2 separate regions of the Homo sapiens genome follow, and region 2 is linked to region 1. The links are chromatin loops, found by intact Hi-C in ENCODE. Cell type or tissue: PC-3. All regions are shown on one strand. Each heading gives the region's core, and the rest is flanking DNA. Links, peaks and the distances in the headings are about the cores only. Region 1 overlaps LINC02941 (long intergenic non-protein coding RNA 2941). Region 2 has its middle 63 kb from the start of LINC02941.

What was found. Hi-C counts contacts between places; a loop is a spot of excess contacts. Peaks named below come from ENCODE experiments on the same cell type or tissue, not always from the same donor. Only the 100,000 strongest peaks of a DNase experiment are listed, where the experiment ranks them.
Region 2: it touches region 1 in a loop (3.0-fold over the local background); 2 of 110 quality-filtered maps call a loop at or near these places.

The regions. Positions count from the first base shown.
Region 1 is chr6:139,981,807-139,987,194 of GRCh38, reverse strand. The region is part of intron 1 of LINC02941 (long intergenic non-protein coding RNA 2941); the gene reads right to left. The region is part of intron 1 of LOC103352541 (a long non-coding RNA gene); the gene reads left to right. Among named protein-coding and RNA genes, the nearest start is that of LINC02941, 8.2 kb to the right of the region's middle. RefSeq lists a silencer at 4,189-4,483. In PC-3, for the core only: no CTCF peak of the experiment used is centred there; a DNase peak (open chromatin) is centred at 3,134; H3K4me3 peaks cover 361 bases; H3K27ac peaks cover 2,472 bases.
Region 2 is chr6:139,910,148-139,915,535 of GRCh38, reverse strand. No RefSeq gene overlaps it. Among named protein-coding and RNA genes, the nearest start is that of LINC02941, 63 kb to the left of the region's middle. In PC-3, for the core only: no CTCF peak of the experiment used is centred there; no DNase peak of the experiment used is centred there.

The DNA.
Region 1 (5,388 bases), core at 75-5,074:
GTATCTGTACACCCTATTTCTCTAACCCATGTCTAAAATATGACCAACTTTATATATCTGAAATAAACCATAAGTGCAGACCAATAGCTTTCTAACTTTTTGACCAAGACCCTTAGTAAGAGATGCATTTTACATTGTGTCGTAGTCAGTTTGGGCTGCTATAACAAAAATACCATAGACAGGATGGCTTTAACAACAGAAATTCACTTCTCACAGTTCAGGGAGCTGGAAAGTTCAAGAGTGCCAGCCAAGTCAACTTCTGGTGGAGGCCAACCTCCTGGTTTGCAGATGAATACCATATTTCCACCAACATTCTTTGCACTATTATTTAAGTGTTCTATGAGAAGATGAACCTCTCTCTTCAGCTTTCTTCTTCTGTTTCTGAGGTCTTCCTAGAGTTGCCTTTAAAACTCTCTTCACAAAAACATTGGCTTTTGCTAGCATGCACCTCAAAACTCTTCCAGAATCTATTATTATTATTATCATTATTATATTATTACAGTAGTCCCCTCTCCTCTGTGGTTTTGCTTTCCTTGATTTTCATTACCTGCAGCCTACTGCAATTCAAAAATATTAAATAGAATATTCTAGAAATAAACCATTCCTAAGTTATTAATTAGTTTTCAATAGTAGCCAAACGCTGCATCACAACACCAATGTCGTTCATCTCACTTCATCTCAGAAACAGGCATCTTGTCATCCCACATCATCACAAAAAGAAGAGTGAATAAAGTACAATAAGAGATTTTGAGAGACATAGAGACCATATTACCATAACTTTTATTATAGCATATTGTTATCCTTTGCCTATTTTATTATTAGTTATTGTTACTTTCTTACTGTTCTTGATTTATAAATTAAACCTTAGCATAGGTATGTAAGTACAGGAAAAACATAGTGTAAGTGGGGTTCAGTACTATTCACAATTTCAGGCATTCACCAAGGGTCTTGGAACATATTTCCCTGTGGATAAGGGGGGGCTACTGTATTATAATTACCATAAGGCATTGGGTCACATGATTACGGAGACTGAGAAGTCCATGATTTGCTATCTGCAAGCTGGATACCCAGGAAAAGCAGTGGCGTAGTTTGAAGGCCTGGAAGTCAGATAGCCAATGCTATAGATTCTGAAGGTCTGGGAACCAGCAGCACCAGAACCAGGAGAAAACAGATATCCTGCTCAAGCAGTCCGACAGAGTTAACTCAAACCTTCTTCATCTTTTTGTTTTATTCAGGCCCTCAACAAATTACATGATGCCCACATACCTTGGGGAGGGCCATATGCTCTACTCATTCTACCAATACAAATGCCGTCTCTTCCAGAAACACTCTCACAGACACATGCAGACATAATGTTTAGTCAGATATCTGGACATCTTGTGTTCCAGTCAAGTTGACACATAAAATTTACCATCACACATCATGACCCAGAATACAAATTTATATCAGAAAGAGAGAAAAGGAAGGAGGGAAGGAAGGAAAGAGGAGTGAGAGAGGAAGGAGGGAGGGAGGGAAGGTAGGAAGGGAGGAAGGAAGGAAGGAGAGAGAGAGAGAGAGAGACAAACAGAAATAAAGAAGAAGAAAGAAAGAGAGGAAAGGAAGAAAGAGAGAGGAAAGGAAGAAAGAAAGAGAAAGAAAGAAAGAAAGAAAGAAAAAGACAAGACAGAGAGGAAGGAAGAAAGGAATGAAGGAAGGAAGGAAGGGAGAGAGGGAGGGAGGGAGGGAGGAAAGGAGGGAAATAAAAGACCCATAAAATAAATCTAAGTTGCAAAACTTTTATATATTTTATTATGTTCTATTTTTTCATTCTATTTTTAATGTGAATTGTTATCCACTAAAATGATTTTGCTGCCACAGTTTAAAAAGCAAATATTACAAATGCTTAATTGACTCCTCTTTACTTAAATTGTCTCTATGATTGGTAAAATAGCCATAAATTTTCTTTGCTGACATGCTGGATTCTGAGTGCTTTAAGACTACCTGAGACATGACCAAAAGGGAGAAGCCTTGAGTCTTTCAAAGAGACCTCTGGGAAAACTCATTTCTGTCTGAAGTTTCATCAAAATCATCCTGAACATCCGTATTTCTACTAACATCCTTTACATGATTATTTATGTGCTCTGTAAAACTATGGAGCTTTCTCCCCAGCTTTCCTCTTTTCTTTCTGAGCCCTCACCTGAATTGCCTCTAAAAGTCAAAAGGGGCTGAAAACCTAGTAAGATATCTTTCCACTTTGCCCTTTTCTCCACAAACTCTGATGCTCACACTGCCCTGTTCTGAGATATGATCAGGCTCCTACTGATCCGACTCCCAGAGCAGTGCTCAGTAGCCTGCTTTTCCTCACCTGGGCAATTCAAACTTCACCTACTCAGGAATTGAGATTTGCTGATTTGCTACAGCTAGAAATGTAATCAAATATTTGCGTTAGTTTTCAACCACTCAATGATTTATCATTCTTTTCATTATCTATTGTCTGGCTTCTAACCACCATCTTGAGTATAAACGGTGAAGATGGCAAATATAGGAAAGAATGGTCTTTTACTGTAGGAACCTACAAGTAATGAAGTGGGACCAAAGCAGTCTCTGAACCGGGCTTACATCTTTACAAGAATGTCTAAGAGAAGAAAGGTCGCTCTCCAGCATGTTCAGTCGCAGCAGCCAAAGAATTTATGACAGTGGAAAATGAAGAAGGTGGAATAGGCCAACAACAAATTAGCTGATTGTTGGTGAAGCAATAGGGGCCAGGATACCTTTTATAGGCACACGTTCCAGTCCAGTGAGTCGCCTTTCAGTATCCATCAGAACCCCCTAAGTAGTCTGCTTAAATCAAGATGAGTTGTCTGGTGTGTTCTACAGCCCTAGACCCTACCACTAAGTGGGAAGAGAGGGAGAGAAAAAGAGGGTGCAGGGAACCCTAGAGAAGCACAGGGCAATTCAAGTAAAAGTGGGGAAGGAATGTACCAGCTGTGCACTATCAATATTTTCCTATCAAGACATCCGCTGCCTCAGGATCACATGGTGATGAATCACAACAAAGACCCAACAAAAAATGTTGACACTTTGAGACTCTTACTTAAACATGTACATCAAAAAAGTGGGAGGGGGAGGTACTCCAAGCTGCATGACTTGATATTGACTTGATCCTTGCACAGACTACAGTCATCATTAAACACACATGCTCTCCCAATTTGTATGCCCATACCACAGTCCTCACTCCTTGTTGAGCAATAACAAGGAGATCAGTGTGACTGGAACCTAGTTAAACTATCATGCTCATGATGCTATGCAGTAGCTCTAGATTCCATGTTATAATGTGTGACGTTACCAAAATAATATCCTAAATTATCACAAAGTGGTATTTTAAAAATGCAGTTTTGCGATCCAATTACTTCACAGGTCACATGGCCTCAATCACTGACCTTAGAACTTAACAGCCATCTATAGTGTTTCCATGAAAAATATGTTCCAGGCTCCAAACAGCATTCTTTTAGGCAAACTTTTAGAACACAATCTGCTTAGGAACTGTCTCTACTGTTCTGTGATACGTTTGTTTTGCACATGAAGTTAATTTCGGACTCTTTTCTACAAAGATATTTCCTGCCCTTGGAAGATGACTTCAAATAATAAATTGTCACCAAAAATGGACATGAAACTTTTAAAAAGCAGTAGGGAGGTGGAAAAGATGAACAAGCTGAAAACAAGTCCATTTTGGGAAGGTTCTGAACATCCTGGTTAAGGGAGTTTTTCATTTTAAAGGAAAAAGTATTCATCTGATGTGCTTCTTTGTTCATGGCACTTAATATAGAATTCTACAATGTTAAAAATAGGAAGTCAGGTTTATATGGTGTTTGCTTTAATGACACTAAACTGCCTGGAAATAGCAGCACATGCTATAACAAGTTTCAGATATTAAAAGAAAAGCTACAATGCTAAACTCTTTTCAAAACTTTTATATGAAGTCCCAGGCTTTGTGGACATTCAGGAGTAAATCAGGGCTAATACGGGAAGCTTACAGATGGTAAAATGGCTTCAGGCATCCCAATTATATTAAAAAGTTGAAAGCGGCAGATTCATATTCTCCCTTTTTACATGTCATAAATTCCAAAGTGTTGGTGTCAAACTGTGTCAATTGCACTCATTTATTAATACTTGGAATACCGTCAGTGAGCTGCCTAACTGTTATTATCCATTTATTCATTTACAGCCATCTAATACTAACAGCACCAGGCACAGTTTTCAATCCTTTCCCTAAAACCATACATGCCTCAGGGAGACTTACATAAGCCTGCATCTGGGGAGAGGGGGGAGGAGGAAATAGCAAATTGCAGGATCTGCTGATCTTGGATATAGGTCTCTCTGCAGGAGCTTCCAAATGTGTCTTTGTTTATGTTCTGGGCTCTGGGTTGTTGTGGGGCAGGGATCTAAGGAGGAAGGAATTTGTTGCCTCAATAAAAAAAAAAATGTGGAAGAAAGGTTAGGTGAAAGACAGAAAAAAAAAGACTATCTCCGTGTATTCTAAAACAAATATTTACACATTCAAATATCATCTTTTTTTTTTTAACTATCTGATCTTCAGTCTTGGATGCAGTGGTTAATAAACCCTGATGTCTCCACACAAAGTAAAAAAATAAATAAAATAAAAAATGTATGGCAACAATGCCATGATTCAGACCCAAAAACTACCCTGCATAAAACATTCATTATAATTAATGCAGTGTTTCTTGGCTGGTATTATTAAGACCTTAATTTTCCACTTGGTGGAACTTACTGTATGTAGTAGAAAAATCACTGGCTCTGAGTCAGAAATGCCTTGATTCTAATCCAGCCCCTGCCACTTCTTAGCCATGCCATGTGTGTAAATTAGTTGACCTCTCTGAGCCTTGGGTTTGTTTTCTTTAAAATGTGACTTATAAGGAAATATTAAATGTGACGATTAAATAAAAGAAAGAAAAACAACTACACAGTTCCTCTAAATTGCAGCTTTCCTCCCTCACCCCTTTCCTCTTTAAGAACTGCACAGACATTTTTAATAAGAAAGGATATAAGTGATCAAAATAATTATTCTGAAAACATATGATTCATTGCAGACATTGGTAGTGTGCCCTACGTGCTATTGGGCATGAAAGAGTTAAGTGGGAACGTCACCTTAGAGTCCTGGGGGAAGGGCGGAAGGGAGGGTAATAGCAGATTTAATAGTGTTTCACAGGCAGAGTCCTGGTGCTGTGCAAAGCTCCAGATCGTGTTTCTTCTTAGACGCCAATCAGTCAGGAAGTGATTCTCAAAGAAGTTTACATTGCCCTACTCTCTTTACACTGCAGCACAGTAGGAAACCCAGGACACAGAATACTCACAAGAAAGATGCTAGCATTTCCTGGGATAATAGGGAAA
Region 2 (5,388 bases), core at 329-5,328, 72 kb after region 1:
ACTTTGTTGAAATGTGACTACTAAATTTTCATCTTCCCTGATGTCATTCAGTTGTCCTTGGAAGTAAATTGGAGATTCAATTTTGTACTTACAGCCAACAGTACAGTTGAAGTTCCTCAGTTAGGATATACAAAAACAGGTTTGATAATCCTTTTTCCAAAGCTTTTAAGTGTTCAGATGTGAGAATTATAAATAGATGACATATTTGTATTGTTTTTAGCAACAAAATCACCCCAATTTTTCTTAACAATCATTTATAAAAACCTTTCTCCATAGCATTAATATATTTCAAAAGTCATTTCTTTTTCACTCCTTATTAAAAATGACATGTTTACAAATATATATGCCAGGTCACTTACCACTGAAAGCAATTTTCTGAGTTTGGATGATAAAGAGCTTCTATTAGGGACAAAGTCTGAGGTGTGCCATTTTATTGTTTCCTTGTACCTGCCTTCTTAGTATTTTCTCAACCAGAATTTCCTTTACGGGACTCTTATAAACACATTTAACTGTTTTGTGCATTACCTAAACGGGATAATGAATTAATCAAATTAATATGACTCTTTTCCCAAGAGAAGAACATATATTTCACAAGAAAAGACATAGAAATGGCAAATAAGCACATGAAAAGATATTTAATGTCATTAGGCATTAAGAAAATGCAAATAAAACCACAATATAGTACACTTACTTATTAGAATGACTAAAGCTAAAAATATTGACAATGCCAAATGCTGACATGGATGTGAAGCAACTAGAATGCTCATGTATTGTCAGTGGAAATGCAAAATGGTACAATCACTCTGGAAAACACTTTGATAGTTTTTATAAAGTTAAGCATACACTGAACGGCCTAGACAAATTAAAACTATGTTTATGCATATTTAAACGGCTCTATGTATAATTGCCTATGGACTTCAATAGGTCAACAGATAGATAAACTATAGTATAGTCACACAATGAAATACTATTCAGCAACGAATAGGAACATACTATTGGTACATACAACAACATGAGTGAATTGCAAAAGAATTATGCTGACTGAAAGAAGCCAGTCTCCAAAGGTCACATATTTTATAATTCCATTTGTATTGCTTCCTTGAAAAGATAAATCTATCAAGTGGTTGCCAGAGATTATGAGTGGAGGGAGAGGAGACTATGAAGAAATAGCAAAAAGGAGTTTTTTATAGTGATGGAACTGTTCTGTATCCTAATATGGTGGTGGTTTTATGAAACACATGTATACATGTGTTATAATTTATGAAACTGTAAACCAAAAGAGAAAAAATCAAATTTACTGTATGATAATTTAAAAAATAGAATTAAAAGTAAAAAGCCAATGAGGCTACAGTCAACCCATCAGCATAATCACCATTTGACATAGGGACTAACTGAGAATATAACACTTGATAACAAAGCTAAATTTACTTATTTTAGGTGAGAGAGTAAATAGAAATAGAAAGTTTAATATGTTTTCCTGTAACTCAATGGATTTTCTAAAACACACCTGACCTTGCAGACTGCTGTCCTAGACCCCTGCTACTCAAAGTATGGTCCATGGACCAGTAGTATTTTTGCATTCCTTGGGGACATCTTAGAAATCTGGGTTTTAAAATGCCTGCCAGGTAATTGTGATGCATGCTAAATTTGGAGAGACACTGCCCTTGAGTACTTGTTAGATAAGATTCCTGAGCCCCATCCCCAGAGATTCTAATTCAGTAGATATGCTGTGAGAATCAAGGGTTTTCATTTCTTGCAAGTTCCCAGTTAATGTTGATGCCACTGATCTGTGTACCACACCATGGGAATCCCTGCTCTAGCCCACTCGCTCGGCTACAGCAGCCACTAGCCACATGTGGCTTTTAAATTTTGATTTATTACAGTAAAAAAAAATTAAAACTTCAGTGTCTCATTTTCATTAGCCACATTTCAAATGCTCTAAGTCACGCTATTTGTTATGTGGCCCTTTAAGAAACAGTTTCCTGACTGTGGATCTAGGGAAGCACTGCTCAGTGGACTTCAATGAAGTTGTTCCATGTCTGTGCTAATACAGTAGCCAATAGCCACATGTGGCTATTTAAATTTTAATGTTAATTAATTACAATGAGACAAGATGAAAATTTAATTCCTCATTCATAGTAGTCATATTTCAAGTACTTAATATTCACATGTGGCTAGTGGGTACCATATCAGCATAGATACAAAATATTTCCATCATCATATCTTTTTTTTTTTTTTTGAGATGGAGTCTTGCTCTGTGGCCCAGGCTGGAGTGCAGTAGCACGATTTCGGCTCACTGCAAGCTCCGCCTCCCGGGTTCATGTCCTGCCTCAACCTCCTGAGTAGCTGGGACTACAGGCGACTGCCACGACGCCAGGCTAATTTTTTGTATTTTTTAGTGGAGACAGGGTTTCACCATGTTAGCCAGGATGGTCTCTATCTCCTGACCTTGTGATCCACCCGCCTCGGCCTCCCTATCATATCTATTTATGGGACAGTCCTTCTCTAAACTAGGGGCTAGGGAAGCTTTTCTTAAAATTTACCTTAACAGTAAATAGTAAATCATTGAAGCTTCCAGACCCAATGACCTCTGTCACAACTGCTCAACTCTGCCTTTGTAGCTGGAAAACAGCCATACCTAGTAAGTAAACAAATGAACATGACTGTTTTCTGATAAAAATGTACTTACAAAATACGAGCAGCTAGCCTGAGGACCACAAATTGTTGAACCCTTCTCTAGACCATTTCCATAACAGATCTTCAAAGGCTCTGGGACCCTGCTTTCATACCTCAAAATTAACACTTCATATTTCAATATAGAAACTGAACTGGAAGAGTCTTCTAAACAGCTCTTCTCCTGGCTGCTTTAACACTGATTATGTTAAGACAATGTCCAAATGTCGTTGTAAAAATATTAAGTAAAGTAATACTCTTGATAGTGGCTTTATTTTATGTCAAGTGAAAGGAAATGGTAATTCTTGTGGCAAACCTAAAATAAAAATATTTTAGACAGAAACATTTTGGGAATGTGTTGCCTTTTGGCTTAGAATAGATTAATATCCATTATGGGAAAATTTTTTTCATTGTTTCAGTTACAGCAGTAAGTGAAACACACAAGGTGTATCTCCACATACTCTTCCATTATAACTTCATGAGTAGTCAGTTCTTTTAGCATATGTGAAAAACAGAAACATGAAAATCATTATTTTCTCATTCTTTACATCAAAAATCTATGTTCAGGAAGAAATAGTTAGCTATGTACCTAGTGTTTTAGGAAAAAAATTTACTAGTGTCTCCTTTCAACATAAAAAACATTTTTTCAATATAATTTGGATTAGTAAATATCTAAATACACATAATCTACTAGGCACCGGGAAGAAAAATATACAGTGTTGCCTTTACCAAGTGTTTAAATTAGTGGCAAAACTTAAAAGTTTCTAGAATCTTGAAGAAGAGATGTCTCAGTTGATTTTCCCTCACTTGATCTTCTAACACAAGCTTGTCCAACGCATAGCCACATGCATCCCAGGATGGCTTTGAATGTGGCCCAACACAAATTCATAAACTTTCTTAAAACATGATATTTGTTTGCAATTTTTTTTAGCTCATCATCTATCGTTAGTGTTAGCGTATTTTATGTGTGGCCTAAGACAATTCTTCTTCCAATGTGGCCCAGGAAAGCCAAAAGATTGGACACCCCTGTTCTAACAGGTCTAACTTCCTTAGAAGTCTCCAGGTTTCCAGGGGAGCACCTGAGAGAAAGAGGGGGCAGCCTGATCTGAGAGCTCCCTGCATAAGTGTGGGAGAGGGGAAGAGTTGATCTGAGCACTCATAAGGGTCAAGCTCATTAGACAGAACTATTTTTCAATCATTTTATTTCTTCTTTTGGCTGCAATAATTTTCATTTTTATTTAGATCTTCATTAAAGTTTCAGAAACAAAAAAAAAAGGTTATTTAATAATTTACTGACTCAAACCATCCAAGGCCAACGAATGTCTGCTTTTCTCCAGTACATGTCATTTCCAGGTAAATTAGGTTATGGTACTGTTATGATTTGAATGAGTCCCCACAAAGTTCATGCTTTCGAAGCTTAATCCCCGATGCAACACTGCTGAGAGATGGGACCATTAAGAGGTGACTAGGTCATGAGGGCTCTGCCTTATGAATTGATTAATGCTATTGTGGGAGTAGGTTAGGGATCTTGATACTAGGTTTCTGATAAAAGGATGAATTTGGTCGCTTTCCTCATTTGATCTTGGTCTTGTTTTCTTGAGCTCTCCTGCCACTGGATGACACAGCAAGGAGGCCTTTACCAGATCCCAGCACTTTCGTCTTGGATTTCCCAGCCCCTAGAACGGTGAGGAGTCAATTTCTTTGCTTTAAAAATTACCCAGTCTGTGGTATTCTGTTATAGCATTACAGAATTGTTGGGACAAAGATGGGCACCCTGATCTAGAAGACAAATATACTCTACTAGGAAAATAGATACTTAGTTCTGCTGCTTTTTGGAAAGGTTACTAAAATGCCTATATTGGTTAATTAGTTAGTTAGTTGGTTAGTTAGCTTGTTTAAGTGGACTTTTTTGTTTTTGGGAGTAGCGTTCCTGTTTGCCCTCATTTAGAGTTGTGCTCAAATCTGTGAATCTTGCTATAGTCCAAACTCCCAAACCACTGGATCCTGGCAAAAGAACAGGTATCAAGAGAAAACTTTGAGACTACAAGTTAACAAATGAAAGGTGAGCAGTAAAGAATGGGACAGTCACCTATCATTGTACTACAGTCAGGTTAGAAATCAAGATTGTGAGGTTTTACCTTTTCAGGGAAAAAAATATTCAAAATGAAAATATTACAGGGAAAAACTATACTTTGATAAATAATAGCTTTTCTGTTATTCTGATAAATATTTTACATTTTTCTATATATTATATATTGTTAATCTATAGGAAAAGATTTTATTCAATTTTGAATCAATTCAGTGATTAGAAAAATACTATATTAAGTGTGAAGTTCTGAGATAACTGTATATCTTAAGGAAGATATGAAAGAATTATAATACTTACAGTAATAGTAATTCTTACCAATGCATGAAGCACATAATAGATAGCTGGCAAGTGTTTATGAGATGAATATTGATTTAATTCTTAGTTTCATAAGTGAAAATGAAAAAATATGTGAGTCATTCTAGTTCATAGGTTTACAAAAGACAAATCATCACACTTAAACAGCATAGAGTTGATTAAGCCACTGGACAAGAAAAATAAGGTGAATGTATCTAACCAAGAGGAATAGATATTTGAATAAGAAGTTCATTAGAGTTTACAGACCAGTGACATCACCACTCTTCAGAACACTTCTTTAGGATCATGTTGTTTTCCAAATAGTTTTTTCA